Regions from separate parts of the Homo sapiens genome. Here region 2 is linked to region 1. The links are chromatin contacts, found by Hi-C or POLR2A ChIA-PET in ENCODE. All regions are on one chromosome and are shown on one strand. The core of a region is the stretch at or near the end of the contact, and the rest is flanking DNA. Distances in the headings are between cores, read along the strand shown. Region 1 overlaps FOXN3 (forkhead box N3). Region 2 overlaps FOXN3 (forkhead box N3).

What was found. Hi-C counts contacts between places; a loop is a spot of excess contacts on that map. ChIA-PET counts read pairs that join two places held with the same protein, here RNA polymerase II (POLR2A). Pooled maps may share reads with other maps.
Region 2: a loop to region 1 is called in a pooled map, with 1.8 times the contacts of the local background. The contact joins two enhancer-like sites. A Hi-C loop is called at or near these places in 2 of 168 maps with a recorded cell type or tissue (B cell and right cardiac atrium) and 7 of 50 pooled maps. POLR2A ChIA-PET finds 5 or more read pairs at or near these places in 3 of 52 experiments (H1, WTC11 and activated B cell).

What each region holds. Positions count from the first base shown.
Region 1 is chr14:89,185,436-89,188,733 of GRCh38, forward strand. The region is part of intron 4 of FOXN3 (forkhead box N3); the gene reads right to left. Among named protein-coding and RNA genes, the nearest start is that of FOXN3-AS3, 160 kb to the right of the region's middle. RefSeq lists a silencer at 2,919-3,103. Within about 2 kb of position 1,501, at least 8 of the 41 ENCODE cell types and tissues checked have a DNase peak (open chromatin) inside an H3K27ac peak, as active enhancers do; they include B cell, where a contact is called at or near this core.
Region 2 is chr14:89,385,041-89,388,199 of GRCh38, forward strand. The region is part of intron 2 of FOXN3 (forkhead box N3); the gene reads right to left. Among named protein-coding and RNA genes, the nearest start is that of FOXN3, 31 kb to the right of the region's middle. RefSeq lists enhancers at 963-1,032, 1,083-1,132, 1,513-1,612. Within about 2 kb of position 1,436, at least 12 of the 41 ENCODE cell types and tissues checked have a DNase peak (open chromatin) inside an H3K27ac peak, as active enhancers do; they include B cell, where a contact is called at or near this core.

The DNA.
Region 1 (3,298 bases), core at 251-2,750:
CTCTACCAGCAAATCTACTCTTTCCCTTCCTTTTACTCTGTTTCCCTCAGAGCATATTAAGACACCGAAAGACCAAAACCTTTACAGCCAATCTGACGCACCTGATGTACTGAAGTGCACTGGCCTCCAGCTATGTAAGACATCAAAAGGGCTGGACGTTGAAAGTCAACTTCTTCCTCGGATTTGTGGCTCTCTCCAGACAAGGCCCAGGCCTCTAGCATCATCCTTGCAGGTTAGGCCAGTTACGTATTTATCTTTTAGATGAGAGAATACCCACCCCTGAGGCTCTCAGGATGAGGGACATTGGCGCCACACTTCCCCACACTTGCCATCAGCCACGTTCTCTGCAGTTAGAGAGGGACTCTTAAGCTTTCTGGTTTTAACTAGCAAGAGGGCAACCTTCACACATAAGAAGAGAGCCAAACAGAGCAGCACTGCTCATTGTAGATGCTATGTTCTAAATGGGATAACGCAATCCTGAGAATCTTAAAAAGAAAAAAGTCTAAGGTCCAAGACAAACTCCTCCACGCTACATTGTCCCTCAGCACTTCCCCAGCTCCCCTCCTGAGGCTTAGCTTCCTTGGTTTTTCACAACTTCTAAAATTAACCTCTGAGCTCTTGCCGCTGCCTTTGGAGGGCAGCCCTGGCTAACTCTCTCAGAGGCCATAAGCTGAGCAGCAGGTGATTCCGCTAATCCTTCCCTTTCCTAAAGTCAGCCTTTCCACCTGCTTACTTGGAAGCACACTGGGGAGGGGGCTGGCACGGGGAGACACAGCCTATTTCCTAGTTGTCTTCCCTCTGCTGTGCCTGGTGTGTCTGACATACATCCCAGTTCCAGGCAGGGGGAGGAACGCCTTCCCCCAATCCCTCCCCTTCCCTCGTTCCATTTTGTTGTTTTGTTTATTATCTAGTTTGTCTCTGGGAACCTTCCAACCAGGGATTATATAAGCCTTTGAAGATGAGTAATGGAGATCTGGCTTCTCCTGACTAACAAGTCCTCCATTGGGGTTAAAGCTGACTCACGGGGCTTGTCAAACGGGAACTGCAAAGCAGGTACTGAAGGAGATACTAGAAGCTGGAATGAATCTACATAGCCATTTTGAGGGTGGAGAGGGTGGGGTAGGCAGATGGATTTGACTGGAGCATAATCCAAAGTCCAGGGGGTAATGAGCCAGCCATGTCCCATGCTGACTGTTCTGAAGGCAGCATCCTATAGAGCGCGTGAGACATGGTGGCTCTCCTTGCAGAATGTTTCCTATGCTGCAAACGGGCAAAGTCTAAAAGGGCTAATGTCACATGCACAGCGGATGCTGCCAGGAGGACAAAATGTTGTAGCCTGAGGTTTTTATTAGGTGCACACTGCCGCTGCACTGCAAGTGAAGCATTAGACTGAAATGAGAGGTGGAGGGACCCCTAGGGACTCCAGCCCAAGCAAGACATGGTGTGCTGGGCTCCCTTGGGGCAACACGGACCCTCCAATGATAAAGAGGCTTGCTCTGCCTGGGGCTCTCACCAGAGTCTGAGCCATTTCCTTTGTGCAACCTAGTCAGCTTCAGACCCTGGACTGTGGCCAGTCTGCCGGCCTTGAGCTACCTTTACAGATGCTGAGCAAGGGTAGGAGGAAGAGAAAAGATCTAAGTGGCTGCCATCTGGTGACCTGGAGTGGCTATGAAGGGTGAGGACAAAGGAAAAGCCTTCCAGCTATCCAGGCCAGCCTCTATCTGCTGGGAGCAGAACAGCAGCAGAGACTAGGTTGGTGGCCCCCATGCAAGCAGGGGCATCTAGCAGCCCAAGAGGTGAAAACAAGGGGCTATAAATAGCACCGCACGAGGAAGCTCTATCAACAGAGCCCAGCCATAGCACCAGCCCACGGGGGAATACAGGCAGGCTCTGCGCAGACAGGAAATGTGTTGCTCTCCGAAGCCACACTCTCCACTCATGGGCAGTGGCAGGACCCCTCAACCTAGAGAAGACCTGGGATATATCCACACTGGGACACAGGCACACAAACACCCCTACATAGGCTGCCCACACACCATCACTGTGGCTGGCTGGCTGTTGCCTTTAACCATTTTTGCACAGGAATAGCCTCTCACTTTTTCCAGGCCTTGGGCGATGCCGGCAGGGCAGGGGATGACTGCCTAATCATTCTGCCTGTAATGCTTCTCCCTTAAGAAGGCAAAGGACTGCCTCAAATCCCAAGGCAAATAACGTTATGCAATATAAAATGAAAAGAAAGGTGGCGGGGGTAGGGGGCACGGAGAAAGAGTGAAGCCAGAAAGAGCTAACCACAAGCTGCAGATACATTCCTCTGGTTGGGTTTATGGGGAGGATGGGCCAGCTGGCTTCCCAAGTGCACAGAGAAGACGCTCCATGCATCTTCACTCCCTTGCTAAGGAACTGCTCCAATCCTTGGGGTCCTTACAACCTGCTCCTTGACTGTACTTGCCCTTGACCTCCAGGGCATTGAACCAGGGCTGGCGGTCAGATGGGACGGTGAATGCAAAGGTAGACTCCCTACTTTCTGCCCAGTCTTCACATTTACTTCTCTGTTATTCCTGTCCATGAGCGTCTCCTTCTGTGACCTTTGTAGGCACCCCGGGTTCTTTCCTTCCACTGTCTTGGAGCCCCGTTCTTGGCCTGGGGCTTTCATGAAGGCTGTGGCTGGATTTCTCACACAGCGGTAATAGCCTTCTAAAAAAAAGCCTTCTAAAAATGAGCCTACAGCTTCAAAACATGAACACTGAGCTTGTAAAACTCAAATTCAGCATTTCAATGTAAATAGGACCGTGGCTACCCTGGAAAAAGAAGTATTTACAGTCTGAGTATTACAGAGTTGGAGAGGGGAGGCGAACACTGAAAACAACTCACTTGTCAACTCATCAGGAGAAGCCTTTTTCCTTTCCTACCTATGCTCAAGAATCCAGTAATCATGGACGTTTATGGAAGCTGCTGAGGATCTGTGAAGGATCAATCAGTCCCCTTGCCTGGCTTGGTTTCATTTCAAAGATATTCCAGGCTCCAGCAGGCCTGCTTCACCAGACTCTTCTCCAAAATGGCAGCTTGGTGATGAGGTCCCAGAAGAGACAGAAATTTCTAAAAATGGGTACTGCTCCGGTCCATTACGTTTAAGCTGGCCCCATATAGCCTCTTCTAGCAGAAGGTCATGGTCCCATTTTCCCTCTGAACTTCAGCAACCAGCTGGAAGTATTTTTGTGAAACTAATGATCACTGTGTAGTGGCTGGGTGCAAAGGAAGGTGCTCGAATCTTACATGGCTCTGATGAAATCAGTATGTT
Region 2 (3,159 bases), core at 186-2,685, 200 kb after region 1:
TTCCATTTTTGCCTTGGCTGTCAGGCACTCAATCACAACAAATATATTAGGTCAAGAATTTGGAATATTTGCTTTCCCCTCTCTCTACTGCATTTGTCTATTTTCAATTTTTACCTTAGCGACCTGATTGTGACCTATATGTCTTATGGCAAGCCCTATGAAAAGGAAGTGGGGTATAAATTATAAATGTGCCAATAAAGAATACTGGCTAATACCTACATAAACATGCTAATAAAGAATATTGGCCAATATCTATAGAGAGGGTCCGGGAGGTCTAAAATCTATAACCCTATCACCTTGAGCCTAAGTTAAGATGCCACATGGCCCATCTTTTTCAAAAGTCCAAACCCATCAACTTCAGAGAGGAAAAGGCTTAATTAATTATAGGTAAAGCCATCCGTGTCCTGAGGCAGATGAGACCAATTTCTCTCTGAATAACAAAAGCTGAGGCAAACATTTAAAAAAAAAAAAAAAAAAAAAAGGAGGGCTGGGTGCCATGGTTCACGCCTGTAATCCCAGCAGTTTGGGAGGCAGAGGCAGATGGATCACCTGAGGTCGGGAGTTCAAGGCCAGCCTGACCAACATGGAGAAACCCTGTCTCTACTAAAAATACAAAATTAGCCAGGCATGGTGGCACATGCCTGTAATCCCAGCTACCTGGGAGGCTGAGGCAGGAGAATTGCTTGAACCCAGGACGCGGAGGCTGTGGTGAGCCAAGATCATGCCATTGCATTCCAGCCTGGGCAACAAAAGTGAAACTCTGTCTCAAAAAACAAGGAGTTGGCTAACGTTCTCTCAGGCCTCTTACTGTGAGTGTACATGAGAGGGAGAAAAAAGCAAAAGAGGAGAACAAGATGAGAACTACTTACGTAACTGAGGTGTCAAGATACTGGCTGAAGGCCATCCTCACAAAGACTCACTTCTACTCACTGAGAGAATAAAAGAATTGCAGATTCAGACTCACAACGGTTCTACTCTCCAACAACTGAAAACTTGATCTCTCTTTGCTTTTGTCAACTCAGCAAGTTTATGGGTAGGTTTGACACGCAAATGCCTTCGCTGACAGCAAACAGCTCAGAGGATGCACACGGGGGAGCTCGGGAGGGTGGGTGAAAATTTCACTCTTTCTCCAGATGTAGGAGGAGCTAAGTGTTTGGGGAAAATTAACCAACCAAAAATTATTTTTTAATTGCTTCCTGTGCACAGAGCACTTGCTAAGTGCCACCAGAAATGAAATATAAGGCAACTCCCCTGACATCGAGGAGTGTGTCATCTGCTCTCTAGTGAAAGCAGGAGCACTGGAGTCAGGGACACACATGTGGTCTCCCATCTGTCAAGGTCGTCCACGGACAGCCGCAGAGGCCTGCCCTGCACAACTGCAGGAGGTGCCATTTCACAGGGCTGCAACGTGAAGTCATAGTTCTAATCCTGGCACTACTAGGCTAGGGGAACTTAGCAAGTAACTTAACCAACTTCTAAAGTGGTTTTGAGAATTGAGAGATTAGACAGGTCAGGTTAAGTAAGATAGTGCCCAACACCTAACAAGGGCTCAATCAATGCCAGCTCAACAAATCATCATCTAATTAGAGCCAAAGCACACTCTATTAGTCAGCTCAGACTACCAGAACAAAATACCACAGACTGCGTGGCTCATACAACAGAAGTTACTTTTTCACAGTTCTGGAGTCTGGGAAGTCCAAGGTCAAAGTGCCAGCAGCTTCAGTTCCTGGTAAGGACTCTCTTCGTGAGAAGACGGCTGCCTTCTCACTGTGTGCTCATGGGGACTGCCCTTGGTGTGCGTGCATGAATAGAGTGATCTCTCTTCCTCCTCTTATAAGGCCACCAATCCAATCAGATTAGGACCCCATCCGTATGGTCTCAACCTTAATTAGCTCCACATTGAGGGTTTGCGCTTCAACATATAAATTGGGGGGTGCCAGGCATGGTGGCTCACGCCTGTAATCCCAGCACTTTGGGAGGCCGAGGCAGGTGGATCACTTGAGGTCAGGAGTTCAAGACCAGCCTGGCCAACATGGTGAAACCCCATCTCTACTAAAAATACAAAAAATTAGCCAGATGTGGTGGTGTACCTGTAGTCTCAGCTACTCGGGAGGCTGAGGCACAAGAATCACTTGAACCCAGAAGGCGAAGGTTGCAGTAAGCCGAGATCGTGCCACTGCACTTTAGCTTGGGAGACAGAGCAAAATTCTGTCTCAATCAATCAATCAATCAATCAATAAACAAACCAACCAATTAGGGGGGAGACACAATTCAATCTATAGCACCAACATGAAGGAAATGACCGTCAGTATAATATTTACTGAGTGTGTACTATATTCCAGGAGTTGTATTATCATTATTTAATCTTTAAACAGCCATGTGAGAAAGGCATTATCCTCTCATATCAGAGATGAGAACGTAAAGCTCATTAACAGTAATTACCTTGCTGAAGGACACACAGCTAGCAAGTCGTAAAACAAAGATTCAGCCCTAGGTCTCTCTGACTCCAACTTCCACCCTCCTGAAACTCATCTGCTCTGCTCCTTATTTCATTAGATGACAGACTTTATTATAAAGTTTATTATAAACTACATAGACAGACTATAACTGCCAAGGGCCAGAGAGAGAGAGAGATTAATAAGATCAGGAGTAGATTCCATTAAGGAAATGGGCTTTAAACGGAGCCCTTAGGACAGAGTTGGTCTGGGGTATACAGAAAGAAGAGGGAGGAGGAGCAGGTAAAGCCAGCATGAACCATGTGCACCATGCAAGGTGAATTCTGCAGGGCAGGGCAGGCACCCACCTGCGTCTAGCAGCGGCACACTACAGAGAAGCAACATGAAATAAGGTGGCTAAATGGGGCTGGGCACAGTGGCTCATGCCTGTAATCCCAGCACTTGGGGCAGCCCAGGTGGGTGGATCACCTGCGGTCACAAGTTCAAGACCAGCCTAGCCAACATGATGAAACTCTGTCTCTACTAAAAATACAAAAATTAGCCTAGGCGTGGTGGCGTGCACCTGTAGTCCCAGCTCCTTGGGAGGCTGAGGCAGGAGAATCGCTTGAACCCAGGAGGTGGAGGTTGCAGTGAGCCGAGATTGCGACATTGCACTCCAGCCTGGGCAACAGAACAAGATTCCGTCTTGGAGGGAAGATAGCCT